2 separate regions of the Mus musculus genome follow, and region 1 is linked to region 2. The links are chromatin loops, found by intact Hi-C in ENCODE. Cell type or tissue: left cerebral cortex. All regions are shown on one strand. Links, peaks and the distances in the headings refer to the core of each region. The heading gives the core; the rest is flanking DNA.

Region 1 (15,780 bases), core at 3,222-11,221, 150 kb before region 2:
ATGGAAGTTTCATGGGCTTAAATTAAGATATATTTTGAAAACACAGACTCCAGGACAGAGTGTTGGTCTGGATGCTAGGGTGAGGGAGAGGATAATGGGAAGTTTTCTCCTGGGATCTGGGGCATGTTCTTGCACATGGTGGGCTGTGTAAGAGCCACCTCTACTCGGTGGGGAGGATGACAAGGAAGGACAGAGAAGGACTAGGTCGGGTAGATTAGTGTTTAAAGACAAGTAAACAGGCAATGTTCCCTGAGGCTATGCTGGAAGGACATGTTTCCTGTGGGCAATATCTTCCAGTTGTGATATGCACTTTGCCATGAAGAGTGGAATCACCGACCTTCAGGAAATAAGTAAGGCTGGAGATCATTGTGTTAAAAGTGCCCTCCAAAAGACCCAACAAGCAGCTGAAAGAGTCAGATGCAGTTATTTGCACCCAACCAATGGACAGAAGCAGCTGACCTCTGTTGTTGAATTAGGGAATGCTGAAAGAAGAAGGGTGATCCTGTAGGAGGACCAGCAGTCTTAATTAATCTGGACCCCAGAGATCTTTCCAACACTGGACCACTAAACAGACAGCATACACCAGCTAATATGAGGCCCCCAACATACATACATATAGTAGAGGACTGCTGGGTCTGTGTTCATTCAGAGATGATGCACCTAAACCACAAGAGACTGGAGGCCCCAGACAGTTTAGAGGTCAGGTGGAGTGGGGGGTGGGGGCATCCACGTGGAGACAGGGTTGGGTGGGGAGGAGGTGTGGGATGTTGAACAGTCAGAGGGTGGATGGGGAGGGGTGGGGAATGGAATATGGGGTGTGAAAATGAACTACAAATAAAATTAAATGAAAAACAAAGTGCCCAGATACTGGGTGAATCTGGGAGCAATCAGAGATAAGTCAGGAGTGAGTATGATGAAGATACATTGTGTGACATTCTCAGAGAATTACTATAAATATTAATTAATTAAATTAGTACAAATATATTAAAGTAACGGAAAGATGGGTATTATGTTTTCTCTCACATACGGAGACGGAATAAAATGAAATTTACTGGGGAGATGGCTCAGTAGGTACAGTATTTGCTGTGTATGAATAAGGACAGATTTAGATTCCCTGCATCCACCTACAAGCCTAGCATGGTGGCATGCCTTTGTAACCCTAGCGCTGGGAAACAGAGCAGGAGGATCCTTAGAGCTTATTGGCCAGTCAGACTAGCAAAAATTGCACAATCCTGATTCATTGAGAGATCTTATCTCAATAAATAAGTAAATAAATAAATAAAATAAAATAAAATAAAAGTAGAGAGCTCCTGGGGAAAGCTTTTGAGGAATTCACTCAACATCAAATTCGGGTCTCTACTTGCACACACACGCACACACACACACACACACACACACAGAGCACACACACACACATACAGAGAGCGAGAGAAACAGCGACAGAGAGACAGAGCGAGACAGAGAGTGAGACAGAAACAGATAGAGAGAGAGGGACAGAGATAGAAAGAGAGAGGCAGGTAGAGAAAGACAGAGAGATAGACACAGAGAGAGAACAGAGAGAGATAGAGAGAGAGATGGACAGAGAGAGAGAGAGAGACAGAGAGAGACAGAGAGAAAGACAGACAGAGATAGAGAGACAGACAAAGAGAGAGGAGAAAGAGAGACAGAGAGATGGTTTGTTATGACTTGTGACTTGATGTGAATTTGGCCGGGTAGAAAAATCAGAGAATACATCAAAGCATGACGTAGACAAGGGAGGAAAAACCATCTTTTGTGTAATCATTCACTCATCATAATTTTTTTGAGACAGGGTTTCTCTGTGTAGCCCTGGCTGTCCTGGAACTCACTTTGTAGACCAGGCTGGCCTCAAACTCAGAAATCTGCCTGCCTCTGCCTCCCAAGTGCTGGGATTAAAGGTGTGTGCCACCACACCCGGCATTCATAATTTTTTTAAGAATAAATAATTGTAAAATTTAAATCTAGATAATTTTAACTACTAAATCAACACGTTAAAAAAGAATAAACAGTGGAGGGAGCTGACATGAAGGCCTTTCCGGTCTCAGAAAGTGGCTGAGCCAAGTTTTAGAAGACCCTGGGCCTGTGATGGAGATGTGCTGAGATCTAATTGTGACATCTGCCCATGTGGTGCCCACGTAGTGCACAGATGGTGTGTGGCAGTGAATTCTGTGACGCCTGTCCTCGTGGTGCAGATGACATGCGGGAGTGGATTTGAAAAGTCTCAGATGAGGGCAGAGATTGTGCTCCCAGCACTTATGTTATGGGGTAACCTGTGGATAGATTATGAGATCAGCTTCATAGGCTGTAACTTCATCAGTAAGCATCAAACAACAGGGGAGTGGGCCTTGCCAAGGGTTTGCTTCACTGGGATGTGAGAAATGGGGCTCTGAGTGTGTTTCTGGGCTCCGTGTCTGTTCAAATGTGCACAATGGACTCAATATGAACTGTGATTTGAATTGTTTTCCTTATTATGATGCAGACACAGAATCTAGAGACAGGATTTCTTTCTTTGCAGAAGCTTCCATAAAAGAGGAAATCTAATCTTCCTCACACATAGTCCAGGTCTTTGGGATTATTTATTTTCTCTTTATGTATGAAGATTAGTGGGTCTGTCACTGACTTGGCTGTATTTTCAGTAGGAGCTTCAGCAGAAGCTGCTGATATTGAGGGCTTTCTTTTATTGTTTTTACTTACATCTCTCTTATTATTAGCTGTTTTAATGCAATATCATGTGAGATCTTTGGGTTATGTTTATTTCCTAGACACAGAGGACGATGTATTAAGAAATCATAATGCGCTTCTGTAAAGTCACACAAGTATCTATGCAAATATATTACAGACATAGCTAAGGGTAGAGAAAGAAATGCAGGTCTCAGGGTCACCCAGGGCTCTAGGATGCTGATCTTCAATAATCCTGTAGAAACTCAACCTTCACTATGAATAACTCAGGTTCCTGAGTGGCATCCTCAGCTGCTTCCACACAAAGCCCACCAGCTTTCAGCATGCTCTGCTGCAAAAATAACCAGTAGAATCCACATAAATGGATGCCACATGCAGGGGTAGCAATGAGATCTGAGATTATCTGAAATGAACTCCTAGTTAGAGGGAAAGACCACAGTATATCAGGGTGAGTAGTTACAAAGCAGAGCAAAGACAACCAGGTTAATAGACACAACAACTACAGTCAAGAGGGACCAGAGAACCAGGCAGGTGGAACTGCTATCCATATGCAGCTATTTTAGCCTCTTTCTGTTGCTGTGACAAAACACCTGAACAAAAACAGCCTAGGGAGGAAGGATTTATTCTGCTTATAGCTCCAGAGTGGAGATGGTCCCTCATGGCTGCAGGAGCCTATGGTTTCCCTGGCAGTCAGAAAGCAGAGAGAAGGAAACAGGAAGAAAGGCCACCCTCAAAGCCTACCCCAGTGCACTTCCTCCAGTAAGGCTTCACCTACTACGTCTTCCATCATCTTCCCAAACAGCACCACCACTGGAGACATGTTCCAGTGTGTGAGTCTATGGGGACAGTTCACGTGCAGTTGTGCTGCCAAGAACTGTGCTATCTCCACAACACCACTGTAGCCTCCTCAATCCCACAGACTCATTCAGAGGAAGTCTCAAGGACCCAGCCTCCACCAATGTTCATCCAGCCCCTTCCAGGAAGCTGCACCATGTGATCTCTCTCCTCCACTTGATGTCCTTCTTTGTAAATATCCACCACTTAGAGCCTTTGGGAGGTAATTGCATTAACCAGAAGTCAGTATATCTACATATACTGCTGAATCTATTGACTTTACATTTAAATGCAGCAATGCAAGTATTCTTTTTTCATTATGTTATTTATTTATTCACTTTACATCCCAGTATCAGCCCCACTTCCAGTCCCCTCCTCACACAACTCCTCCATCCCCTTATATTCTGAGAAGGAGCCCCCCCCCCATCCCTCCACCCTGACACATCAAGTCACTGCAGGACTAGGTGCATCCTCTCCCACTGAGGTCAGATAAGTCCACGCCCAATTAGTGGAACATGATCCATAGGCAGGGACAACTCCCCACCAGCTCCAGTCCTGGGGGTGGGTGGGACACACATGAAGATCAAGCTGCATGCAAGCTGCACATCTGTTACATATGTGTGTGTGTGGTGGTGGTGGTGGGGTGTTAGATCCAGCCATTGCTTGATCTTTGGTTGTGGTTCAGTCTCTAGGAGTGGATATTAGCCATAAAGTATAAGACAAACACTACAATCCACAGACCCAAAGAAGCCAAATAATAAGGAGGGCCCCTGGGAAGATGCTTGAATCTTTCAAATAGATATCAGAAGTGGATGGATGGAGGACACTGGATTGGAGAGAGGATGGAGCAGGGTCAGGGTATCAGGTGCAGGGAGAGGAGAGAGAGCAAAAATCAGCAGTGGTCGGGGGTGAGGGTGTCTGGGACATGCCACAGACCTGGGATGAAGGGAGGCCTGCAAGTCTATGGGTGACTCTGGCTGAGACCTGTAGCAGTGTAGGTGGTAATGGAGCCTGAAGTGGCCACCTCCTGTGGCCAGGCAGTACTCCCAGTGGAGGGATAAGGACACCAACCCAACTACAAAACCTTCCACCCAAAATGTGTCCTTCCTGCAAAATTGGCAGGACAAATTTGGGAGAGAGATGGAGAAGATGGCCAACCAATGACTGCCCCAAATTGAGACCCATCCCGTGGGCAAGAACCAATCTCTGACACTATCATATGTTATGCTGTTATCATACTGTTATGCTGGCAGACAGGATCTAGCAAAACTGTCCTCTTGAGAGGCTCTACCCAGCAGTCAAAGGAAACAGATGCAGAGGCCCACAGCTAAACATTAGATGGAGCTCAGGAAGTCTTGTGGAAGAGTGGGAGGGAAGGATTGAGGGACCTGAAGAAGGCAAGGACTCCATAGTAAGACCAACAGAGCAAATACTCTTTATGCACAGTTTGCTTTAGACATACAGAGAGAGCTATTTAGACAACCAAAAGGAAGTAAGGGTGTAGATGGAGTTAAGGGATTGCAGGTAATCTTGAATGCAGTTCAAGAATGGCCTAGAGTTGGGAAGCTTTGTGTCAATGTCCCTTCCAACAGCAGGTGAAGTTATATCTTCTTAGCTGGTAAAGGCAGTGACAAGTGGCTGCCAAGAAAGAAAGACAGAATCCAAAAGGATGGGGCGATTAGAAAATATCCCGTTGTATGCTTGCTGTCCCAGAAGGCCAGGCCAGCGAGTAAGAAAAGCGTGGGGAGGTCTGTGGTTGAGGACTTTGGAAGGGGCATCTGTGCCTTGATGAGTTGCGGGGGGGGGGGGGGGGGCGGGGCGGGGGGGGGCGCGACCGGAAGCCCCAGGGTTTAGGAGGCAGGGTGACGGTAGGTAGGTGGTAGGTAGGTGGGGGCAGCTATTTCCTGGTCGTTAGATGGGAGATAAAAACTGGTGAAATTGGGTGGAAAACAGGTGATGTAGATACAGAGCCAACAAGGGGTAAAGGGGTAGAGATCGGGGATCTGGGGGTTGGAGGGTCAGGGGCCATATGGCCCACCCTGGATGACAGAGGCAGAGGGTGGAGAAAGCCCAAGTAGGTGCACTGCTTTGGCTGAGTTTTCCTGTAAAAGATCAGGTTAATTCCCAGATGGTCCTTTAGGGGGAGCCCTGGGACCTTTCCCTGTCCTCTGCCCACCTTTGAGCCTGTCTCCCATGTCTTGAGGCTCTCATGGTTAGTACTTTATCTTTAGGGGGGGAAAATCATGAACTCAGGGCATTCTAAGGGCTTTCCTCCACGGATTAGTCAGACCATGATCGGTAAGAGCGCTTTACAGGTCTAAGCACAATGCGCCCAGTCCCATCTAAACTGCCACCCAAGGAGGGGAAAGCGCACAAAGGGTATGTGAGCTCGTTGCTCTGCAGAAAGCCGACTCTAAATTTTGGTTTTATTCTCCATATTTTTCTTCCCCTATTTTTGCCCTTAGCAAGTTTATATTATCAGTTTTTTTGTTTTGTTTTTTGTTTTTTGTTTTTCACACCAGCAGGACACACTCATTCTGTACCAGTTTTCATTAACAAGTCTCATGACAAATATGAGACTTGCAGCAAAACTAGCCGGTGCGTGTCACACACCCTCGGAACAGAACATGGTAAAGTTGTTCACTCCTTTGACGCAATCCAACAAGTGTTTAATAAAGGTAGAATTTCCCTACAGAAAATATGAGTGAAAGTCCCCAGTGTTCTGAGATAATTTACCCTCTTCTTGAGATTGAATGCTAAAGCATTTCCTCAGCTGTACATCCTACCTTAATATCCCTGAAAATTATTCTCCTGTCATGTTGCAAAAGTTCAGCTTGTCACTTAAGAATAAAATGAAGCCATTTTAAATGCCCCACACTGAGGCCATCTTTCTGATATTAAATTTTAATTAGGGAATATCTTTTTTAAATAACCAATATTTTATCCTGAGAAATATGAGGACCACACAGAGCAAAGGTAACATTATTTTTTTTAAGTGGGCACCATTTAAAAAAATAATCTGAGTACATGTGTATGCATCTTTGTGTGCATCAATGCTAAACTTCCTGCTATGGATGGCTCAGGATTGATAGGACTCTGATACACTTACTAAACACTTTGGCCTATCTTTCAGACATTGAATCTCACACACAGTAGGCAGGAGCCGACAACTGTACCCCAGCCAAGTCCTCAAATCATTTAACCTTATAGACCTAGCTGGCAAGGATCTCAATATGTAAACTACAATTTCAGGTTTTTCTGATATAGATTAGTTAAAGGGAATTAAACCACACACCACATCCTTGTTCTGAAGAGATGAGATGTGTTGCAGCCACTGGATGGATGGGAGCTCCCTCAGAACCTTCTCTTGAAGGCACAGGTCACCACTGCTGCCTACACAGCCGTTCAGTGACCTCCTTACAGATCGTCACACCCATCAGACGAGGGGAACCTTGAGAGCTCAGGTCTGGGAGAATGCAGGGGTGAGAAGAGAGAAATGCAGGTGAAAACAGCAAATGAGAACCTTATATCCTAGGAGGACAATTCTGCTCATTCTCTCGATCATTCTCTCGGGAGCTTAATCAGGTACCATTGGGAATGAACCTTTGTCACCTTCCTATCACTGATGCTATCTCCTCTCCTTTTCAAAGTCTCTTGGAAAGGTGCTATGTTTTTGCTTAGGAGAAAGAAACTGATGGAGCCTCAGTTAATATTTGCCTTTCCGGTTTCCTCTCTTGTCTGTGCCCAGTCTCATTCACACCAGAACTCAGTTTCCGTGCCAGTGAACAAGTAGATCTCAGAATTCAGCTGAAATTTCTGTCATTTGTCTTAGCTGCACAGAGTGAAAGTTCTGGAGTCTATCAATCATCACCAGACAGCGATGACTTTAGACAGAGCTGTAATAGCCAGGCAAGAGACAAGAGTCTCTACTTTCCTCCTGACAGGTGTGAAGGAAATTTGCATGACCCACGGGGAGAGGCCTGATGGACTCTGAAGAGCTGCTGCTTGCTGTGACAGCCCCTCACATGCATGCCACTGGCTTCACGGTTCTCTGTGGTGTCTGTGTAACTTTCCCCATATTGTGGTAGCAACGATCTGCAGAGGAGATGGTTGAAAACAGAGATGCAGGTATACATATTCCTGGAGGGGAGAAGTTGTGAGATCAAGCCATCCACACCACGGCTGTGTTTCTGCCAAAGCCTTCAGAGACTGACTGGTCCTTTCCAGAACAGTTCAGCTTTTCGTTGTCTGTTTTATGGCAGTGTGATGACACCTTTATTGGGCTTTGTTCCTCTGCATCTGTGTCCAACTTCCTCTCTCACAAGTACAGGATCCACACTGGATCAGTGGTCTTCTGTACCACTCCACTTATCCATATTGGATAAATAATATCTGCAAAAATGACCCAGTTTCAAGTCACGCCATGTTCTAAGGTCTGGGGATGCTAGTGCTTCAGGGAATCATTAGACACATGGCTTGTGACATCTGGACCACAGATAAAAAGTTTAAAATAGGAGCAGAAATGATGGTCCATTGTGAGGCAGAGGCAGGAGGGAGCTCGAGTGTGGGCAGAACAGTGAGTTTGAAGAGGCTAGCCTGGGCTAGATAAAAATAAAGTGCATGAGAAACTATACTCATAGTGTTGCCCCCCAAAGGTGAAAAGTGGAATTTCTCCAAGGAAATATTTTATTTTAGAAAAATGCCAAGGAATATAATGCTATTGTATGGGGTGCAGAAATCACCTCAGCCCTGAATTGCACAGAGTCCTAGCCCCTCCACAGATGCTGCTATAGCAACGGTTGCTAAGCACATGCACCCGCTGCTGCCTTGTCCTGTCTATGGGGATGGGCAGAGGACAGGGCACTCTTCCTCAGATAAGCTCTGAAGAAGCCAGTTCTGCATTTAAAAACCTGCACACATAAAATCGAAGCAAACATCTGGAGGCAGGGGAATATCACAGCTCACTTCCTCCTCTGCCTGATTGCCGTAAGAACACAGTGTGTTTGTCACTTTTCCATCAGTGTGTGACAAATGTCTGGGCAAGACAACTTGAAGGGATGAAGCAGACTTGGTTCATGGATTCAGGCCATCGTGGTGGGGTGGGTGGAGTGGGCAGCTCACAACATGGTGGACAGGAAACACATGGAGAGAATGCTGTGCTGTCTCAATTTCTGCTTTTATTCTCTCTCCTTCCATCTGAGCACTGGAGAGGTGGCTCAGGAGAGAAGGCACAGGGTGTGCAAAGCCCCAGGTTTCTTCATTAAAATGATAAGGGAACAAAACCATTCTTACTCTATGCAGGATCTTATGTGCTCTATGTAAGACCCTAGCCTATGAGACAAGATGGTACCACCCATATCCAAGGCAGGTCCTTGCCACCATTCTAGAAGCATACTTCATAGGCAGCCTGGCAGTGTGTTTCACTGGTCTATGTGCTTCAAAGTTGATACCCAAGATTAACAACCACATAACTCTCAACACAAGTGACAAGCAGCGCAAGGAGATGTCTCAGCCGGTGAAGTCATTTGCTGTGTAAGCCTGGTGACATGGGTTCATGGTGAAAGGGGAGAACTGGCTTTTGAAGGTTGTCCTCTGACCCCTACACATGTACCATGGTGCACATGAATACACAATCACACACGTGTGCACATACCCGGGCACAAACACACACATGCATGAACGCTCATGTGCACATGCACACACACATGTACATGAACACACACAGTCATGCACACACATGTGCGAATGCACCCACATGCAGAATCTTGACACGGTGTAGTGACTCATCAAGTAGAGTATATGTACATAGGATATTTGTCTATATTTCTGATTATCTCCTCAGTATGCATCTATGAAAATTCTGGGGGTCCAGTCTTCATTTCTTTGAAAGAAAGATATTAAATTGGTGGATTGATGGTGTGGATTCCAGCTGTTGAGTGTTTTAAATGATCTGTGATGGTGATCTGCTTAGGGTCTAAATACATGTGAACACATACATGCATAATATATATATATACGTATATATATATGTATATATAAAATATTGTCTATAATATATATATGTATATATATATATATTCACATTGCCTACCTCACCCAGAGCATTTATGAGCACAGGGAGGGAGCTGTGATCTCTGGTGATTGCCATGCACCAAGGATTCATAACATGTTTTTTAGTGCCCTAATTTTGTGATTTGGGCAGGATATCTGAAGTTTTAGATACAATCATTTGGGGACTGAGGTTACACAATCTAGGTTTCCTTGATTCTCGGAGACACTATTTACTGCATCAGACTGGATGACTCATATGGCCCAGGTGACAAACTGGGGCATTCAGCTCTTTTTAGTCAGGCCCTCCCTGTTCACAGACCCACAGGGGATACCAAACCCTGAAGATGAATTGGGCCTTGTACACACCAGCTAACTGGGGAGCAGTGGGGGCTGAGATAAATGATAGGCAGATTTAGGAGGAGGGGGCTTAAAACTTGGTGGCTTTGGGGCTGCATTAATTGTACAGGTATATATATAAACTATGGCTAGGCTAATTTTCCGTGAAGTTTCCTAGACATGTGAGGAATAACCTAGATCCAGTAACAAAGGTCACAACATTAAGTTCTAGCTTCCTCCTCCCTCCCCTTCTCTTCTCTTCCCTGGATAGTTCCAAATAAATGATTTCATGTGGGAGCAGATTTCAAACCTCAGAGGCTATTCTGGGACATTCTTTTGTTATTTTTATTTTAATGAAAGTCAAACTTGAAGACCAGAATTTTTTCCTCTTCAAAGGTCAGGACTATTTTTACTTCCCTTCTGGATATGTTTTTAATCAAAACTTCCATCCTCGTCAGGACCCAGCCTTGTTACAAAGCAATTTGTCCACCTGCAGAGTTTAACATTTTCTCTATTTTAAGCTGATAGCTGAAAGAAGTTTGTAAATGCATGAATTTTCTTAGTCCTCTATAGAATTTAGAGGTTTGTACCTGGATTCCATAATCCTCCAGGAATTTTGTTTCTTTTTTTCTTTATCTTTAATCATAATACTTAAAAAAAAATAAAGTCCTGAGATATTTTTCTCTGTATTCATGAACTTTTAAAAACATGTCCATTGAAGCAACTTTGCAAGGATCTGTTTCTGTGAACAGAGACTCAGGGCAAAACATTGGGGCTGGCCTCAATCTTGGTAATTTTGACTTATTCTTCACTCTGGGGCCCTCATGTGGAGTGAAGGAATGGGGATATTAGCATTTGCCATGTGACTCTTTGGTCTCATCATCTGTTGTGTGAACAGCTCTTGAACGAGGCAGGCAAGATGACTCAGAGGACAAGGAAGAATGCCAGCAGGCCTGACACGAAATTCCAGAAAACTACATGGTGAATGGGAAGAGCCTATGTTGGCAATTGTCCTGATTTCCACACACTCACCTTAGCATGCTAAGAGGGCACACAGATACTCACACTTAAACTCATACACATTCTTGTTACTAGCTTCAGGGTGTGGGCAGGAAGGGGGCTCTGTGCTAGGACTTGAGTTCCTTGTAGCTCATAAACAGGCCCAGGGCTCTTTGGGGATCCAAAAGATCCTTCTTATCCTGGAGTGTGAATTTATCAGGAGCTATGGCTGCTAATGGCTTTACAAGACTCCATTTTTATTTAAGACTTGAGATGTTGACAGAGAGAATCCAGCTGCATTCAAGCGGTTGAGGTCTCCTCCCTGAATCTGCCTGGCCGGACAGCCTTTCTGAATCTCTGAGATCAGGATCATATCAATCCAGTGACCTGCCAGTCATTTCTTTAGATCCACCCCCTTCATTGCTCAGAAGGCAATTTACTCAGCCCTCACATTCGATTAACAGAAGGCAAAACACCCTGTCACCCACCATCATCATGATTGTGTTAAAGATCTGATACACAGGTGGGGCAGGGTGAGGAGGGGAGACTGTGCTCTGGATTCCTCTACTCCAGAAAACATATTTCTGGATTTTGCATTCATGATGAATGTATTCTTCAAAAGGATTTCTCAGGCTTCATGCCTCCAGTTTAAACAAAAAGCATAGGGAACAGTTCTATTTTTAGATATTGACCTCAGAAAATTCTACCATCGTGTAAAGTCCATTCAATAAGTGTGGCCCATTACACACTAGCTCCATGCCAGACCAAGAACAGCACTCTCTCTGTCTGTCTGTCTGTCTGTCTGTCTGTCTGTCTCTGTCTCTGTCTGTCTGTCTCTTTCTCTCTCTCTCTCTCTCTCTCTCTCTCTCTCTCTCTCTCTCTCTCTCTCTCTCTCTCTCTCTCTCTCACACACACACACACACACACACACCCCGTGCAGAGAATATGAGAATATGTTTGCATTCCCTCCTATGTTCACTGCAGAACTGCCCACAACAGCAACCACCACTGTGGACCTAACAGTGACCACAGCACAGAAAAATGGATAAATAAACTGCATATGCACACAGAAGAATACTACTCGGCCTTTACTAAGAAAGAAGTCCTACAACAGGTGACACATGATGAATCTGGAGGACCTTATGTTAGTGAAATAAATACAACAGTCTCAGAAGGAAGCAATGTCCTCGTGTAAGATTTGAGAAGTGAGGAAGGAGTAACTTGTCTTCCCTGGGATATAGCCTGAGACTTGGAGCATTTCAGATCAAAGGACACAGCTTTTAGCAATAAGTTAAATAAATTATCACCTGGTATGCTGATTATAGTTTAAAAAAAAATAAAAGAACATATTGTAGCTTGCCAAGAAGCAGATTTTGTCTGGGATGATTTCATATTTTAACTAGCTTGACACAGCAATTCACAGTATATACATATTTTAAAAATTCATTTTGTGGAAGCATATATACACACATATCCGTATACGAGTGTGTATTCAGACTAGATCTGGATTAAAGGTGTGTTTTCCTACCTTAAAGATCCAGATTAGAAACAGATCTTCCCACTTCAAATTAAGCAGAAATCTCACAGATGTGCCCTCTATTTTTAGGCTCTAGTTAATTCCAGATGTAGTCATGTTGACGACCAAGAATAGCCACCACAGGCTCAACAATGGCACTTACCCCTGTTGGAAAGTTCTAATAAGGAGAACACAGGTGGCAGCGACTTCCCCAGTCAGCTACATCACTATTTTTGTGAAAGTGTGAGCCAGTTAAAAAAAAAAATCTATGATAAAATCATGACTCCATCATTCAGTTATAATCACAACTTCAGGCTGGAAAAGTCAGTCTCCTTTTGACAATAATATTTGCCTTTGATCTAAATAAATAAGCCTTACTGAGTGCCAATCATGTGCAAACATGTTCAAAATGGTGCCTTGCTCCTGTCTCTTGGTTGTTCCTCTCCTTGCTTCCACTAAATCACATAGTTTCTATAGCCTTGGCCCTGGAAGAAGGTCAAGGTAGGCACCACAGCCCCTGCAGCTGTCACTGTGGGTAGACGTGATTGAGGGTTGGAACATTGTATGTACCTCATACTCAGGAATGAAGCCAGTCAAGCTAATGTCTCCTTCCCTTGTGCCGCAACTGGAAAAATCTCTTTAGCTTTGAGCCTGGTGATTTACCCAAGTGCTTTGTCAGGGAATTTTGTAGTAGTCAGATTCTTGCTGGCAGGTGAATGACCTCTTCAAGACCTCTGCACTTTGATAATCAGAGCTTGCAATTTCCAAGACATGCCCACCCGTGTAGTACTCCGAATCTGTGTCCTTTAAGCTGCAAGTTGCTGCCTATTGTCAGGTGATGAAACAAATACGTTGATTTCAAGTCTGGCGATTCAGAAGCAGACGCAGAAGAGGAACAGCATGATCCAGCCATCAGACCACATGGCTTAGTAAGGAGGATTTTTGTGTGCTTGCAAGGAAAGGATGAAAGATGCGATGTTCTCCTCTCTCACCGACACATTAGAGCTGCAGTTCATCTCGGAGGGGAGTGGGTGTATCTGCAAGGATTGGGTTTACAGGAGGAAGCAAGGGGTGAATATTCAGACTGATCTCAACAGCAAGAGTAGACTTTTAATAGCCTGAGAGGTGGTGGCTCAGGGCCTGGCTGCAGGGACAACCAGAGCATTCGATATGAGATCTGAAGTAGGCTTTGTAGCTAGGAAAGGAGGTTTTAACAGGGGGAGAGTGGGGGACAGTTATCTGTTTTATTTTATTTTAATTTTTTTTAAAGAAAGCTGTTTTTTTGTGGGGTTCTGTCTTTGTTTTGATTTTGGTTTGGTTTTGGTGTTAGAATGCATGGGCAAGGATAGCACGGTTACCCGCTTTCATAACCATTGCTATCTAGGGTCGAGGCCAGCTCCTTTTCTTACTTATTTTGTTTTCCTACTCTGGGAACGATACAGATAGCTGGGTTTCTGGAACTCTGAGCCTACTTTTGGGTTTTGCTTTTTGGGAAAGGGGAATTTTTTTTCCTTTAGTGTCTAACTGTGGTTTTATTATTCATTTTTTTTTGATAGAGACGCTAGCATTTTAAACATGTTCATGGCCATTCTTATATTTTCTTTGAAGTGCCTCTTCAACTATTATGAATGCTTTGAACTGGGGCATTTGTCTTGCTGCTGACTCCTAAATATTCTTTCTGTGCTTGGAAAGTGCATCCTTTGAAGCTGGGCTTGGCCTTGTCCATTTCTTAATGGCGCTTTTGAAAAAGCAAAGGTTTTTGTTACTGTCTTCATCCTTAAATTTACTTTATAGACATTTTTCTCTTGCAGTTTGTCTTCTTCTGTGTCCCCAGAAAAACATCATTGCCTACTCTAAGAGTCGTTCAATTTTTTTTTCATACTCTCTTTGGGAAATGGAAAATTTAGTTCTTTTTTTTAAAAACAGATTTATTTATTTCATTTATATGAATACACTGTAGTTGTCTTCAGATACACCAGAAGAGGGCATCGGATCCCATTACAGATGGTTGTGAGCCACCATGTGGTTGATAAGAATTGAACTCAGGACCTCTGGAAGAGCAAGCAGCTGATTCTCTTAACTGCTGAGCCATCTCTCCAACCCAAAAACTTAGTTCTTATGGTGAGGTCAGTGTCTACCTCACTTTCCCATGGTGTAGCAGTAATGGAAAAGCCCTTTTGCACAAGGATGCCTGAATGTCTTCCATACAGATATCCAAATCTTAAAATACTGATTAGTACACATTTTTTCTTTACTTCACTGAAATGCTGGGTCTTGCCAATCTTTGAGCCTGCTAGTAGGGTTGGAGAATAGGGAGGGAGAAACTTCGGTGTTTCCATGATTTTGAGGTACTGGAGCCTTTGACATGTTTCTAAGCTCAAGTCAACAATATACATTCACTCAGCACTTTCTCTGGTCTCCACAAAAAAAAACAATAGTAAAATAAAATAAACAAACAAAAGCCACATGTTTTGATATTTTACAGTGTCACAGAATAAATGTACAATGTAAATTAAAGTAGATTTTCAGGCTAGGGAAATGGCTCAGTGGGTAAGTATGTTTGCTTCACAAGCACGAGAACCCGAGTTCAAATCTCCAATGACTATGACTATTTTAAAATGGACAAAAATAGCTATATACATGCTTGTTGTGTGAGCCACAGTATGAGGATGGTTTGGGCTTTCTGACCTCAAGCCTATCTCAAGGTTCAATAGGAAATGCTGTCTCAGGGAAATAAAACAGGCAGAGAAATAAAGCAGGCAGAGAGAGAAGAGGACACTAGTGCCTAACACTCTCCTCTGACTTCCACACATGCACAGGCATACATGCTTGCACACACACACACACACACACACACACACACACACACACTTATTTCTGTACATTATCAACAAATAAATAAGAAGTCACATAAATAAGACCATGTATAAGACATCAATTGCCATAACAACAAATTTTAAAGCACCAAACTATAGGATAAAATATTAATGAGAGAAATGAAAGATGCCTTAATTCAGACAAGAAGAAATGGTTAGATCAGAAAGCTCAATATAGGCAAGGGGCCGACCCTTCCCAAGCCCATCCTTTGATGACCATGCTCCAATCCCAGCAGGCAACAGACAACAGTGGTTCTAGTCTACAAAGAAATGTCGAGTATAGAGAAGTTCTAGACTGCACTGAACAAGAACAAATTGAAGGTTTGACTCTGGGCTTCAAGGCTCATCCAGAGCAATGTGACTAAGGCAGTGTGTTGTGGCAGAAAAATAATAGTAAAAAATTATATGAGTGGTACTGAGTCCAGAAATAGACCATACATGTCTATATAACATACACAAATGATTGCTTTA
Region 2 (15,780 bases), core at 2,454-10,453:
AAAGAAACTGACAGGTTCCTGGACACATACTCCATTAACATGAGGCTAAACCATGAATGAAGGCAAAATTGATAACAAGTAATAATTGACACAGTAATTTAAATTTATCCCCCCAAAGTACCCAAACCAGATAATTTCTCTGTTTAATTCAACTAATCATTGAAAGCAAAGTAATACCAGTTCTACTTAAATTAACACAACTGTGAGTTTTTGCAAATAGATCCCAGAAGGCCAGCACTACCATTGACACACAAATCAGAGAAAAACACAAGAAGACAGAAAGTTGTCAGCCAATATCCTCAATGAACATTGGTGAAAAAAATTCTCAGGAAGTTAGCAAACCAAATCCAATAGCACATTTAAAAATATATTTGCCATGAGCAAACAAGAATTACCCTAGGGGTACAAGGATGGTTTAATAGCTACAAATCGACAAACAACACATCACATTGGCACGATGAACATCTATGATAAAACCTGAATAGATGAGGCACAGAAGAGAATTCAACACAATAGAACAGTGTGTGTGTGTACATGTGTATGCATGTGTGTGCACATATCCATCCATATGTGTGCACATATCCATGCATATGTATGTGCACAGCATGTATGCATGCATGCGTGTGGGAGTGTGTGTGTTTGTGCATGTGTGTGTATGTATGAACAGCTGGCTTTATGTTGAACTGAGAAAATCTTAAGGCTGTCAGCTTCATGTGTAGAACAAAATGAGAATATATGCCTCAGTATTTTTATTCAGCATAATACTAGATGTTCTTCCCAAAGCAATCACTCAAGAGAGAGAAACAGAGGCAGCTGGATTAGAAGAGTACACAAAACTGTCATTGTTTACAGATGATATGGTCTATTTTAGGAAATCTCAAGGGCTACACCACACACTCCTAGATCCAGTAATGAAGTCAGCCAAGATACAGATGCAGAGTTGGCTTGCACAGAAGAGTGGCTTAGATGTGTGAAAAGCACCGATTTCTGAAACAGAAAGTTACCTCTTTTCAACAGCTGAAAAGTACACCAGGAAAGAAACTTAACAAGAGAAGTAAATTGTCACAGCAGCATCTACGAAACACCAACCAAAGAAACCGAAAAAGACACAGAAAGCAGAGAGAGGCTTGATGTTCGAGGATTACAAGGATCATTACTGGAGGAGTACTCAGCTAAATGTAATGTATAGACTTGAGGAAATTCCTACCAAAATGGTAATGGTGATCTACGCACCACTGCAAAGAATAAGGCCAATGTTTACAATGGAGCCACAGAGGAAAATGTAAAAATCCTGAATAGCCAAACACTCTTGATAAAAGAAAATAAAGCAAAATGCTGGAAACAGACATGTAGACCTGTGGAATAGAACAGGGATAATAAGTAAATCTTCAGCCAATTGAGTTCTGACAAAGGCACCAAGAACATACACTAGAGGAAAGATGGTCTACTAAATAAATGTGCAGGAGGAGCTAGCTGTCCATAGGTAGAAGGAGGAAGTCACACAAAGCATTCAAAATGCACTAAGAGAGCAAATGCTTAATAGTAGGGCTTCAAACTATGCCATTTATGAAAACTTAAGAGCCATGCTTTCAGCACATTGGGATGGACAATGATTTGGAACAATAACCCCCCGCCCTCAAAGCATGGCAACCAAAAAAAAATATGCAAGTGGGATTCCATCAAGCTGATAAAAGCCTGAGGATTTTTTTAAAATCATAAATGAGAGTGATTTAAACATTTACAGCCACACAGCTCACAAATTTAAGTCTGTGCTCACACGAAGCCTGCAAATGAATGCCTATAATGTCCTCACCCGCAATCTCTCATAACAAAGAGCCCAACCTTTCTTCTCTTCCTGTGAGAAAATAAACAGTGGTCTATCCAGGCAGGGGAGGATCCCTCAGTAGGTACAGACTTGAGACAGATGCATCCAGGGAGAGAAGCCAGGCCACATGGGCTGCCTCCTGCACACCCAGATATCCTCCTTGCTAAAAGCAACATATGGGATGAAAACCACAGCAGAAGCTGCGAGGGCTGAGCGTGGATGAAAAGGATGCTGTGGGAAGGAGCAGACACCTAGGCATATAACTGAGGCTAATAAATAATGAGCACGCCTGCTACTCAGCTTTACACACACACACACACACACACACACACACACACACACACACACACACAGAGCATCCTGTCAACATTGTCCTGAGTACATATGAGCTCCACCCTCAGATTTAACCAATTAAATGTAGAGTCATGGGAGGCACAGTTTTGAAGGTGAGGAATTCTGGAAGAACCCTTAAAATACACTTAAGCAATTCTAGCAGAATTTGTGAAAACAGCCTTTACAGTGGGGTTAAGAAGCAGACTTTTTTTTTTTTTTTTTTTTTTTTACAGAATAGAGACCCCTTTGTTTCTTAAGATGTTTCCTGAGCACAGTGAACTTATTAGACACTTTGATGTCACAAAAATTGTGATGTGCATATGTACAAATGATCTAAACATGGCAAAAAGCAGCTATAATAAAAAAAAATCAATAAAGCAGCTTTTTTAACAAACACATTCTGCACTGGATCAAAGAGAATGCCGGGCAGCTACATGGTGCAGATCTGACACCCATTAGTTTTCCATTTCAAGGAGACAGCTTGGCAAGAGGAAGGCAAGGCCTGTCTGTAATGTCTGTAATGAGCTTCTCTGGGGCAGATGTAAAGCTGCTTTTCAAACAGAGAATAAATACATACATACAAGCCAGTGTGTGCCTCCTCGTGGAAAACTCACCTTCCAGGCAGGCTTGAGGAAGAGACAGATTCAAACCCCTTCAGCAGGAATCTCCCACCCCAGAATGCACTTCAAATGTAAATGTTTGGTCAGGAGCAAAACCTCCCCTTGGGTATTTTTGTTTTCTTCTGGTTTTAGTTTTTTAAGGCATTATCAAATAAAGGAGGAACTGGCTGCTAATGAGAGCTTCCCTGAACACAGCTCTCCACCCAAGGTATGTGCTAACAAAGAAGCTTCCACAAATATGGGATTTTTTTTAAAAAAGGAGCCTATTGGGGGTTTTATTTCTAACAACCAGTCATTTCAGGGGTTCACACAGATGGACAGACACCCATGCCAAGTTCTCACCCAGAGTTGCCTGGCTCAGTGACACGCCGACATCCCCAATAGCTCTCTGGGAGATCTCACTGAGCTTCAGTTTCCATCTTATTGTCCCGAGAACCAGACCTTCCCAAAGGTTGGGTTAAGAAGAAGCAAAGTGCACCTGAATCCCAGTCCCTCCATCTATGCAGTGACAGCAAGAGATGAACGCAAGGGACTCAGAGACAGTGATTTGCTTTTCTACCTGCCAGACCCAAAAATCCACCCAAAGAGGAATGCCACCAGCCCTAGCAGAGGACAGCTAGACTGAGAAGTTCACGGGACCCTAGGAATGGTACAGGTATGACACTGAGTGGGAGACATGAGACAAGCCACATCTCCAAAGGGTGTCCCCTTTGGAGCCTGGAAAGCGTGAACAGTCAGCATTTCTGTTAAGTCACTTTCAGGTACCTCTCCATCCACCCAGTCTCCACAGCCCTCAGGCTCAGGCCCTCCTCCTGGCTCAGTTCATAGGACTCTTTGTCATATGTTCTGGGAGGTGGTGGCTCTTCCTGGCCAACTGCTTCCTTATGGTTGGCTCCTCTGGTTCCTGTCTTTCACTATTTCCCCTAAGTTCCTGTATATCCATCCGACCTCCTCCCTCATCAAACTACTTACATGACCTTTCAAAAGGCACTCTATCTGACTCTCTAGGGAAGCTCTTGAGTGGCATTGGGTTCCTCTTGGCTCCCTCAGAGGAAGTGAATCACTCTCCCCTAGCTGTCCCAGAGCATTTCTGCCCAGCAACACTTGCAAAGATTCTCTCTGCTCTGTCATGTCTCCTGTGCAGTAAAATGACCAGGATGGAAGAAAGAAGTTATAAGAATCTGTCACAGAAGCCAGTAATGGCCCTTCACTTGGGCACATAGCAACAAAAACGGAATGACTGATAGACTCTCAGGACTGAAATAGAGCAAGGAAGAACAGGATGACTAAGATGTCCAATCAGATCCATGTGCTGTAGCCAAAAAACAGACTAGCCAGTGTTGGGCTCTGTGGATGTTTGTCACTTTATAAGATTTGTAATAGACACAAAAAACAATATAGATATGGTTTATAATAGAATTAAAAATGGAATAGTAACTATACATCAGTTAAGGCGCACAGAAATTAGTTCATGACATTAAATGGAAGACAAGGAGGAGGTAAAGGAGAGGTCCATATATAAACACACACACACACACACACACACCACATACCACTCATACATATACAAACATACAAGCACACACATATAAGCACACACACCCTACAATAAACACACATACAAATAGACACACACCACACACACATACAAACACACACATATATATATAAACACACACACATACCACATGCACACACATATACAAACACATACATACTACACATACACACAAACACACACATACCACATGCACACACATATACAAACACATACATACTACACATACACACAAACACACACATACAAACACACATACATACTACACATACACACAAACACACACATACAAACACACACACTATACACATACAAAAATGCATACACATATGCAAACACCACACACACACACACACCACACATAAACACACACACATACAAACACACACACCTTACACATACATATACACAACAGACACACAAGCATATACATATATATGTACATATTAAAAGACATACACATGGCTGGAAATATAGATCAGTAGTTAAGGGTACTCCACTGGTCTTGCAGAAAATATGGGTTCACTTTCTAACCTCCACATGGATGCTCACAGTCATGTGTAACCCCAGTTCCAGAGTATTTTATGCCCTCCTCTGAACTCTTCAGGCATTGCGTGGGTGTGGTTCATAGACATACACGCAGACAAAGCACACATGCACATACAACTTTAAAACTTTTAAACACTGAAAAAGGCGTACATTTACTCTTGTATTTTTGTGGTTTTGGTTGTGAGCCTAGCTTTTGACAGCTGAGCCATCTCTCTAGCCCCTGGCACACATGTACTAAAGGCCAGTTCTGTACACATGCAAGAAAGGATTTTGTACACAAGTATGTGCATCATCAAAATCTGAGTCTGAGGTCTGAAACACAGAAACAACTGGATCCCAGAATTAAACGGATGAGATCTGACTCCAGATAAGTTGCAGATCCTCCAATGGATAGTCTGACACTCACACACACTTTGGCAGCTCCCACTGGACTTATTTGAGACATGTAGCAGGGTAGGGGGAATAGTTGGGAAGGAGTGGGCAATAGATTTGATAATGAATACATTGTATGCATCTATTAAAATTACAAAAACTAAGTAAATAAGTATTGACTTATAAAAGCTTTGGTAAAATAGTGCAGATGAGAAGGTGCTAAAAGAGTTAAAGAAAAAGTGGAAAACTGTTAATGAAAACAATCTAATTAATGAACAAAAGTGGGACAGAGGCAAGGGCTGGCCAACTTTATCAGTTTGAAACTAAAGAAAAGGCTTGTTACTTCTTATTGTAGGAGCCTTGCACATATGTGAACATGTGTGCATACATGTGTGTGTGTATGTGTATGTACCTGCATGCATGTGTGCATATGCGTGTGTGAGAGACTATGTGTATGCCAGCATGCATGTGTGTGTGCATGCCTGTGTGTATGAGTGTATATGTATATGCATGAGTGTGTGCATGTGTGTTATGTCTGTGTCCATGCACGTGTGTGCACTAATGCATGTTGGCTGACAGACTGTGGGTAAGAACTAGTTTCATTGCATTTTTCTGATAAGCCAGTTTGATTAATCATACAGCTATCATGAATGTGCCATGGATCTGCCTCCCCACTTCTGGAATACCAAGTGATAAGATGCCACAGTTTTCACAAATGCGATTTACTTAGGGCCTTTTTAGATAAAAATTTCATAATCACTCAGAACTAAGCTTCCTGAGTCAAAAGAACTGATCTAAACACAGAGAGGACACAAGGACAAGGTCAGCCCTTCAGACATTACCCTGCACACAAAATACATACATATACAGAAAGCCCCACTGGCCCTGAGATACAGGCAAAATGGATGCTCTGAAAAGAAAAACTACATTTTGTCCTAATACTCGTTTAATAGATTTTTTCAAAAAATGTGATAAGAAGACTGGAAGAAACCTGGGTAAGTCTGGGTGGATTATGCAAATTCTCATTTCATTCTTGTGCTTCGGGGTGAAGTATCTGGACTGCTTTTTTTGCAGGCTGTAAACCCCCCAACATCCCCTATCTGTGCTCCGCAGCTGGTAAGCAGAACCAAAGGATTAGGCGTGATAAGCATGTGAGGCCTCCGGGAGCTCAGAGGAGTCTCAGATGCACAGTTCCCTGGGGCTTACGATGTGGATTTTAAAATGCATTTTCCCAATCTTCTGCAGCTTATCTCAAGTTAGAGGTTCAATATTCTCCCTCAGTGAGAGGGAAATGAAAGAGACAAAGAATGTGCTGCCTCTACTGCAGGGGCTACACAAACTGTCCTCTGTAGGTTACCCCAGGATGTAGAGAGAGACCTTCCTCCACCTTTTGAGAGTGTGAGGTTTTTACTGTGAAGACTCCATATTCTTTTGTGAAGCAGCATCTCATTAGCAAAGCTTCACTTGGGCTGAAAGAAGGATGAACCTGGCTTCCTGTATCTCTGCCATCTCCAGACTGAGAGCTCAGAAGACTTGATTACTGCAAGCAGGTCCTTTCCAGTCTAACTACACGAAGCCAGAAGCCTAGAGATGTCTCTCCCAAGGCCTCATTTGGCAAATGCACACATATTTGCCATTGGTGGCTTGCTACACACTCAGGAATCCCCCAGGAAGTCCTAGGAGCCCAGGGACTGAGGCAGAATTAAGCATGTCCCTACAATAATATCCTCACCTTCCGAGAGCTAGAACTTTCCATGCTAAAACAAGGGAAGTGCTAAAAATAAACCTGAACAGCAATGTTCTACAACAACCTCAAGCAGGGGGAGACATCTACAGCCTCCATTTTCCTGATAAAACCCAACAGAAACAGGTCCGGCTTGAGTGAACCTCAGAGATCAATTAATTAACACCCTGGATGGTCATGTCAATCAAAGCTCGGTCTGCCTTTATTTGCTGATGTAGATAAACAGGATTAACTAAGGAAAGTTACTTTTTATTATGTTTTCCATGTTGTAAAACCTGCACAGCTGTGTGCAGAGCACCCTAGTGATACCCTGGGCTTCCTGACACAGTCTCCCTAGCTGCAATATGCCAACAGAACCACTAACAGACCACTGGAGAGAAATCAGCAGAGTGTGGTCTCCTTGAGATGTCATCTAGTGATGATGGATTTTTGAATGCAAGGATAGATTTCAGTTGGGGAGCCTAAAAATCAACTGGCATTGAAACAGAATTATAAGCACTAAGGTCTGGACAGTGAGAGAATTGTGAGTGTCTGTGCCCAGTCTGTAAAAGCAGATAGGGTTAATGGCTTCTTCCTGTGACTCTGGGGCTCCCTGATTTCAAGCATGGCAGGGCCGGGGCTCTAATTAAGAAATGGGTAGTGCTGTTCACCAGTTGTGTGTAAGCTTTAAGCTAATAACTCAGCAATTACGAGAAAAATGAGCAGTAATTACACCATTTCACTCGCGGCTAGACAGATGGAACGCTCTCTCGTTATTGGCAAACTGTCACCATATTCGGCTCCTTTTTGCTGTTTACTATTTTTGTATTTTGATTAAGAGTAATTATAGGCTAGAAAAATATGAAAAACATGAATGTTGGGCATTCTTTAAAAATAGAAGGCCCTTCTCCCAATTCTGTGTTGACGGGCTTGCCACGAGATCCATTAACACAGCATCTGGCATCAACACCCTGCATCCTCAAGATGGTTGAGGCCGTGTGTGTGTGTGTGTGTGTGTGTGTGTGTGTGTTTCCCTGTGTGTGCGTGTGCATGTGTGAAATGGTTTGTTAACAACATGGTTCCCACAGAGCCTCCTGGTGACCTGCATTTGGGGTTTGCTTCCTCTTTTCATTTTGTTTTTATGGTTCTGTATCTCTCATGGTCTCTCATAACACTTCCAGCTATTGAGCACAGAACTCCACCTGCCTCTGGAATGACCTAACAGTGGGAGAGCTCTCCTGCCTGTGGCACCCATGGCTCTGAGAAACAGATGGTCTACCCTCACCACAGTGACCAAGTACAGCAAATTTGTCCAACCACAGTGATGCTGGGTGTGGCCCACATATCTTCTTCCAAGCCTTTGAGTATGATCAATATCACCTAAGATCATATGATGCTGACCCTTTAGTTCCTGACTTGTGACAACATGAAAAAAAACTAAGAGGATTCATGATCAACAACTAGTCATAACTCTAGCTGGTAATATTGGTGCTCATATGGGCTGGAAGTGCTCATGCTTTTACAAGAAATATCAGTGGCAAATAAGAATATACATATTGAACACATGGGCTTACTATTAGTCAAAAAAGTATGAATTTTTGCTAATATGAAAAAATGTCTACTTTCAGTTAAGTCTGAAGTATGAATGAATGTGTTGATCTCATGGTGCTTTGTGCGCCTCTTTCTGTGTATCTGAGAACATGTGTGTGCATGTGCATGTGCATGTGTGTGTGTGTGTACATGACAGGGGGGAGGGAGAGGGGGAGGGAGAGGGGGAGGAAGAGGGAGAGGGAGGAGAGAGAGGAGAGGGGGAGGAAGAGGGAGAGGGAGGAGAGAGAGGAGAAGGAGGAGGGGGGGAGGGAGAGGGATAGAGTCTGCATGAATGATTGTGTGCATGTGTGAGTCTTACTGTAAATAGCTTGAGCCAGGATAGCTTGATTCCAAATCTGATGCCTGTGAAGGTGCCCTCCTAGGGTGATCACACCCTCTCAGTACATCACAGTCTACACTAAGCATAACTTGCAGACAAAAATTACTTTTTTCCTTCCTAAAAGGCAAGCCTGGGAACATCTAAGAGACTGTTTGTGATGCATTTTCTTAATGGGAGAAAAATGGGGGCTTGTTCTACACAGGCTGCGTATTGATTCGTGGAAGGGCTGTGTGTTCACACTCCCACTTGCTAATGGCCCTGCCTGTGTGGTGATCTGCTGAGCCAGCGAGAGGCACAGAATTGATTAGGTCCTTTAACAAGCCCTGGACTGTGCTTCTCAGGGGTTGGGTACACAAGGCAGGGTGGGTGCTGCAGCACATGAGCCAAGAGAAGCAGCAGGAACTGAGGGAGGACTGTGGACGTGGGTGCTTTTTTTTCTTTTTTGGTAAAGAATATTCTCTGCAGCTGCCAAATAACTGACTTTCTTCCCAGGCTGGAGGGAAAGAAGCAGAGGGGTGACCAGGTGCAGCCTGGCAAGGGGCTGCAGACCTGATTCTCTCTTCTCCCTGTCACCTACACTGCAGTAAACCTCCCTGTGCCCACACTGCTCACACAGTTTAAGGGGAGGGGCTTGTGTCTCTCTGTCTTCATTTCTGTAACACTGCACCATGAAAGTTTAACCAAAAAGCAAATCATAGAAAGCAATTAGGCAAGTCAGCTCAGCTAATGGCTTCCCAGTGATTGATGGGCAGATGAGTGGGAGAGAGGCTGCCCTATGAAGCCAATTGCTAAGGGAGTCCAGAGAAGCACCTGGTGCAGAGGGGAGATTGTCTCACACACTTTGTTCCATACCAGGATCCATATGTCCTTGTAGTCTGAACTTTGGTCTACACCAGCTGAGAAGGGCTGGTAGGGTGTTCAGGGGTCCCCCTTCCCCAGCCCCACATCCTCCCTGATAATAGCACACACCACATACATATCATATATGGCACCCACTATATATATATGTGTGTATATACATACATATATATATATGTATATATACATATATATACATATATATATATATCTGTGTGTGTGTATACATGCCACATGCCCATTTCATATACATTAGGTACACATTATACTCTTCATCACACACATACACACCATAGACCCCAGGAAACACAGCTATACAGCACACACACACACACACACATGCCACAGACTCCAGGAAACACAAGTACACAGCACATACACGCACACACAGACACAGACAGATAGACACACACAGACACACACACACACACACACACACATACACACGCACCACTAGAGAAACTCCTTGGAATTTCCATGGTTTTAACCAAAGCAGCTTTGTCTAGTCAGTTTTCTCTCATTTCTGTCACAGGCCACAGCTTACAAAGACATTCTCTTTTCACCATCCTGTGAGCTTGTGTTGGGAGCCGGGGCTGTTCACCTACATATTTGTGCAGGTAGGCCCCAAATGACAATATTCACAAGTCCTTAGAAGAGATGTTCTAGAATATTCCAACCTGAAGACAGCAGACTTTCAATACAACAGAATTTCACCTCAGCTCAGCAGATGTGCTGACTCTGAAATTAAGAGCCTCATAGCCCTATCCAAGTTCTGGAGCAAAAGCTGTCATGAAAACAGCAAGCATGCCCCAACTGCTATTGCTTCCTGTGTGGACAGGTCACCTGTTTGTTGTCCACCATCTGACACAAGGCCCTCACCAGAACTAAGCAATGTGGGCATTATACCCTTGAAACATCAAAACTTGTACTACATTAACACCCTCTTCTTCATACATATTGTGAGAGAAGGAGAGACTGATAGGAAAGACATAACATCTGCAGAATAATCATCCTGAAAATCACTGCAACCCTCTGGGTGCCATTTCTTACCTGCAAAAAGATAGGCTGGGTCTCAGCCATGTTGGAAAGGGTTGAGGGCACAAAGGATGATGGGAGAAAATGGAAAACATGATCAATATAAAAAGGAGAGAGGCTGTACTGGATTTCAGTGGGACTGACAGTCTAGTCTAATGCTAGTGTGAGTTCTGAGGACAGAGAACAGGACTCTACTGTCTGTAATTCCCCTTCTAGCCCCAGATGGACAGGGTCACTTTCAGATGCCATCTGAGCTCTTAGTCACAGAGCCTTCTCTCCAGCCTCAAATCTGTGTTTTGGTCTTTGCAGTATTTTGGAATCTTCTGGCTATGACTAACTACAAGTTACAAACATTGCAGAAAGATTCCAGTCTCAGGTTGAGGACACAAAGCAAAATGTGATGTGTGGCAGACAAGCTCATTCAAGATTTTGTTGTTATTAAGTAATTTTGGAGACCTCTCTGAAATCTATACCTAGGTCAAAGTCCAGTTCCTCGTGTATGGTGGTAAAATTGCTAATGAGAGACAGAGACATAACAACTGTAGCACAGCTAAAAGACAGATTTTCTAGAGTAACTTGCAGACAACTTAAATCTTGTCCATTCAAAGATTCTTTCTGAAACTATGCACCTTCAAAAGTCACCATAAGTGTTATAGCAGCTGGCAGCCACCTTACATTGTCCAATGCAGAAGCTCATGGACTTCCCAACTTTAACTTGTTTATGGGACACCACATATCCACACGAAAACAAAGATATCACTAGCTGCTTTTAAGAATCCAGATGCTCTAGCAGGGTGGTGGTGACGCGCACCTTTAATCCCAGCACTTGGGAAGCAGAGGCAGGCAGATTTCTGAGTTCAAGGCCAGCCTGGTCTACAAAGTGAGTTCCAGGATAGTCAGGGCTACACAGAGAAACCCTGTCTTGAAAAACAAAAACAAAAGAATCCAGATGCTCTTAAATGACCTGGCCATGTGTCTTCCACATTCAAAGTGCCACACATGCAGTGTGTGTTACATACAGAAGGGAGAGATACTAGTATTGGTTCAGAGGCAGAAAATGAGTTAATTCCATGCATGCAATGGATGTCCCTCAGAACAGTGAAGAAAAGGAAGAGAAACAGAGCTATGTATTCATATTTTGACATCAAAAATGACTTTTAAGTAAAGTCAAAGATTCAGTAGATTCTGTTCTACTCATAGTCCCAAGGGTAGTGTGAAAATGACAGAGCATCTTGTGCAAATGCCTGCATCAGAATTTAAGTCCTTCTATCTGATTCTGAATTCACACACAAAAACCAAGTGCTCAGCCAATTACTCATCCTGGGGCTCTATGTGCCCTTTAGAAATGGCCAATGGGACCTTTCCTTTGGTACAAAGGCCTGGGAACACGTCTTGGCCAAGCTATGATCTGTCTTCATGTCCTTCAAGAGAAAGTAGGAGAGGGATGGCTGGAGAGTGGGTTAGGCAGGCTGCCTGTAGAAACTGTCCAAGATCTAGGCAATGGACATTTCAGGTTGATCTGCTGTCCAGTTCAGATGCACCTTGGATCTGGCCTGTGATGACATTAGGCTTGAGATTCTAGATAGGCTGCGGCTAGGGCTGGCAGCTTGAGCCATTGGTTTCTGGTACAGAAACTGTCTCCAAACAGTCTCGTTGACAGTGTTCAGGCTAACTGGATAGCACAGTTGTGAAGACAGAAAATGACTAAACCTTTACAAATAGTAGAAATGTACTATGTAGTTCTAGTTGGCATGTTCTTTTTCAGTATCCTGCAAGCTTCAAGTCCCCTGTGTGTGGCAGAGGTGCATATGTACATGTGGGAAGGGTAACTGCACCTGTGTGCATGCCCACAAAGGCCAGAGGATGGCTTTAATATTATCTTCCACCACTTTCCACCACATTCCTTTGAGACAGGCTCTCTCATTGAGCCCGAGCTTACAATTTTCCAGCTAGGCTTCTAACCAGCAAGCCTGAGAACTCTGTCTCCACTCCTTTCCTCCTGCCCCAGTGCACGCTCTCTCTCTCTCCCTCTCTCTCTCCCTCTCCCTCTCCCTCTCCCTCTCCCTCTCCCTCTCCCTCTCCCTCTCCCTCTCCCTCTCCCTCTCCCTCTCCCTCTCCCTCTCCCTCTCCCTCTCTCTCTCTCTCTCTCTGTGTGTGTGTGTGTGTGTGTGTGCGCCTTACCACGGTTGCCCTTTTACTTGGGTCCTGGGGATCAAACCTTTGGCCCTCATGCTTGAATAGCAAATACTTTGACCTACTGAGCCATCTCTCTAGTCTCAAAATGCCTTTTTGAGTTGATTTAATTGGATGGATCATAGGGCCCCCAATGGAGGAGCTAGAGAAAGTACCCAAGGAGCTAAAGGGATCTGCAACCTTATAGGTGGAACAACAATATGAACCAACCAGTACCCCTGGAGCTCGTGTCTCTAGATGCATATGTATCAGAAGATGACCTAGTTGGCCATCAGTGGAAAGAGAGGCCCATTGGTCTTGCAAACTTTATATACCTCAGTACAGGGGAACGCCAGTGCCAAGAAGTGGGAGTGGGTGGTGTGATGGTTTGTATATCCTTGGACCAGGGAGTGGCACCATCTGAAGGTGTGGCCTTGTTGGAATAGGTGTGACCTGGTTGGAATGGGTATGTCACTGTGGGTGTGGGTATAAGATCCTCACCCTATAGTTTGCCTGGAAGTCAGTCTTCCACTAGCAGCCTTTGGATGAAGACATAGAACTCTCAGCTCCTCCTGAGCCATGCCTGGATACTGCCATGCTCCCACCTTGATGATAATGGACTGAACCTCTGAACCTGTAAGCCAGCCCCAATTAAATGTTGTTTTGTTATAAGACTTGCCTTGGTCATGGTGTCTGTTCACAGCAGTAAAGCCCTAACTAAGACAGGTGGGTAGGGGAGTGGTGTGGGGAGGGCATGGGGGAGTTTTGGGATAACATTGGAAATGTAAACGAAGAAAATACCTAATTAAAAATAAATAAAATCCTGAAATATCAAAAAAAAAAGAACAGTTGACTAAATGATCTGAGAAGAATTCATATTCTATATATCTGTTTGCATCTCATCCGAATTATCCCAGCAATGATTTCCTTCAGTCTGTCCGTTCACCCCCCCCCCCCGCCCCCTTACTTGCTAATGCAGTTTACCAGCCTCTGCAAACTGCAGCACTGTGGCTCCTGGTCATTTAACCCACAAAGCTCCAGTACACTAAAAACTCAGTTCACAGCAGCTTACTGAGTTGCAATCCACACGACTGATGTGTATTTTACAACACACACTGCTGGCTGATGATCCAAGAGAGATGTTGGTTCTGTTTTGTTGGAAACATGATCCACTTGGCTTAAATTGAATGCAACAAAACCAAACTCCCTCTGCTGGTGACTGGTCTCAGGTGAACATGCATTGCAGCCATTTCCCCCCCATTTGAAATACTGTTTCAGGAGTGACTTACCTGAAAAGGTCCTAAAGGCCTCACAACCCTCGCAAAAGATACAAAAAGGTTTCCCTGCTTAGTAAGGGACAAACCCCATTCTGCTGCTGGCCACTTGTCTGCAGTCTAACCATCGCTTCCTATAACCATAAGACTCTATTAGTGTCATTCGTTCCGTGGTGGAAAACGCTGGAGATTTAATCATGTCTTTAGTCACATGTCAGGCTGTGTATGCATGTGTGTGTGTGTGTGTTCATGTGTTTCATCTGTGTGTACATGTGTGTTCATGTCTGTGTGCATGTGTGTGTGCATGTGTCTGTTCATGTATATATGCATGTGTTCATGCATGTGCATGTGTGTTCATATGTGTGTGTGCATGTGTGTGCATATGTGTGGATATTAAAAGCAATGTTGGGTGTCATTCTCATGTCATATGCTACCCTTGATTTTTTTAGTCTCTCTCTCTCTCTCTCTCTCTCTCTCTCTCTCTCTCTCTCTCTCTGGCTCTGGTCTGGAGCTTGGCAGACTGGATAGATGTGTTTCCAGGTGAGCCTGAGACCAGCCTATTTCAGCTTCCTTATATGTCCTTCCTCTCTCTCTCTCTTTCTCTCTCTTCTTTCTTTCTTTCTTTCTTTCTTTCTTTCTTTCTTTCTTTCTTTCTTTCCTTTTTCTCTCTTTCTTTCTTTCTCCCTCCCTCCCTCCCTCCCTTCTTCCTTCCTTCCTTCCTTCCTTCCTTCCTTCCTCCCTCCCTCCCTCCCTCCCTCCCTCCCTCCCTTCCTTCCTTCCTTCCTTCCTTCCTTCCTTCCTTCCTTCCTTTCTGTGGATTCTGGGGATTGAACTTATATCCTTGGGATTCCAAGACAAGCACTTTACCATCTGGTTTGTTTTTCCAGTTTGTGAGTCAGAATTTGAGCTTCAAATGTCTAAACTTATATCGTCCTAGACATGTTGCTGATGGGATGAGCAGTATGCTCCAGACAGACAGCATGCTTTTTCAAAGGCAGCTTTACCAACCATGATAGGACAAGAAGCCTGTGAGCTGATGACAGGGCTCTATATGTGACCCTGGGAATGGGTTAGTCCCACAGCAACCTCCTCTGATAAAAGCAGACATAATGCAATCACAAATGAGTTTATGATTACATGAGAGTCAGGGAGTCTTTGCTCGTGGGTTTACTCACCAGGCAGGATGTGTGACCATCACACATGCTAAGGAATACAGCCATGCTCAAGGGACTTCCACCCCTTGTCATGCCCACATGTGTACTTGGAACAAAGGGCTATGCTGTGGAAGTTAGAAATAGTACTGATCTGTTCTTCTGGACTCCTGGGCCATGTGAGTTGAGACTCCTTTGGGGGTCAAATATCAGATATCCTGCATTTCAGATATTTACATTATAAGTCATAACAGTAGCAATGTTATGGTTTTGAAGTAGCAACAAAGCAATTTATAGTTGGGGATCACTACAAATTGAGGAACTGTATTAAAGAGTCACAGTATTAGGAAGGTTAAAAACCATTGTTCTAGTAGGTCAGG

Evidence for each region. Hi-C counts contacts between places; a loop is a spot of excess contacts. Peaks named below come from ENCODE experiments on the same cell type or tissue, not always from the same donor. Only the 100,000 strongest peaks of a DNase experiment are listed, where the experiment ranks them.
Region 1: a loop joins it to region 2, with 2.5 times the contacts of the local background. A loop is called at or near these places in 7 of 42 quality-filtered maps.

What each region holds. Positions count from the first base shown.
Region 1 is chr16:96,846,933-96,862,712 of GRCm38, forward strand. All of the region lies in intron 3 of Dscam (DS cell adhesion molecule), which reads right to left. Among named protein-coding and RNA genes, the nearest start is that of Gm32432, 28 kb to the right of the region's middle. RefSeq lists an enhancer at 1-1,036. In left cerebral cortex, for the core only: CTCF peaks have their summits at 5,667 and 8,199; DNase peaks (open chromatin) are centred at 5,670, 8,642 and 10,858; H3K27ac peaks cover 407 bases.
Region 2 is chr16:97,000,360-97,016,139 of GRCm38, forward strand. All of the region lies in intron 3 of Dscam (DS cell adhesion molecule), which reads right to left. Among named protein-coding and RNA genes, the nearest start is that of Gm32432, 130 kb to the left of the region's middle. In left cerebral cortex, for the core only: no CTCF peak of the experiment used is centred there; DNase peaks (open chromatin) are centred at 2,708, 6,870, 7,723 and 9,228; H3K27ac peaks cover 700 bases.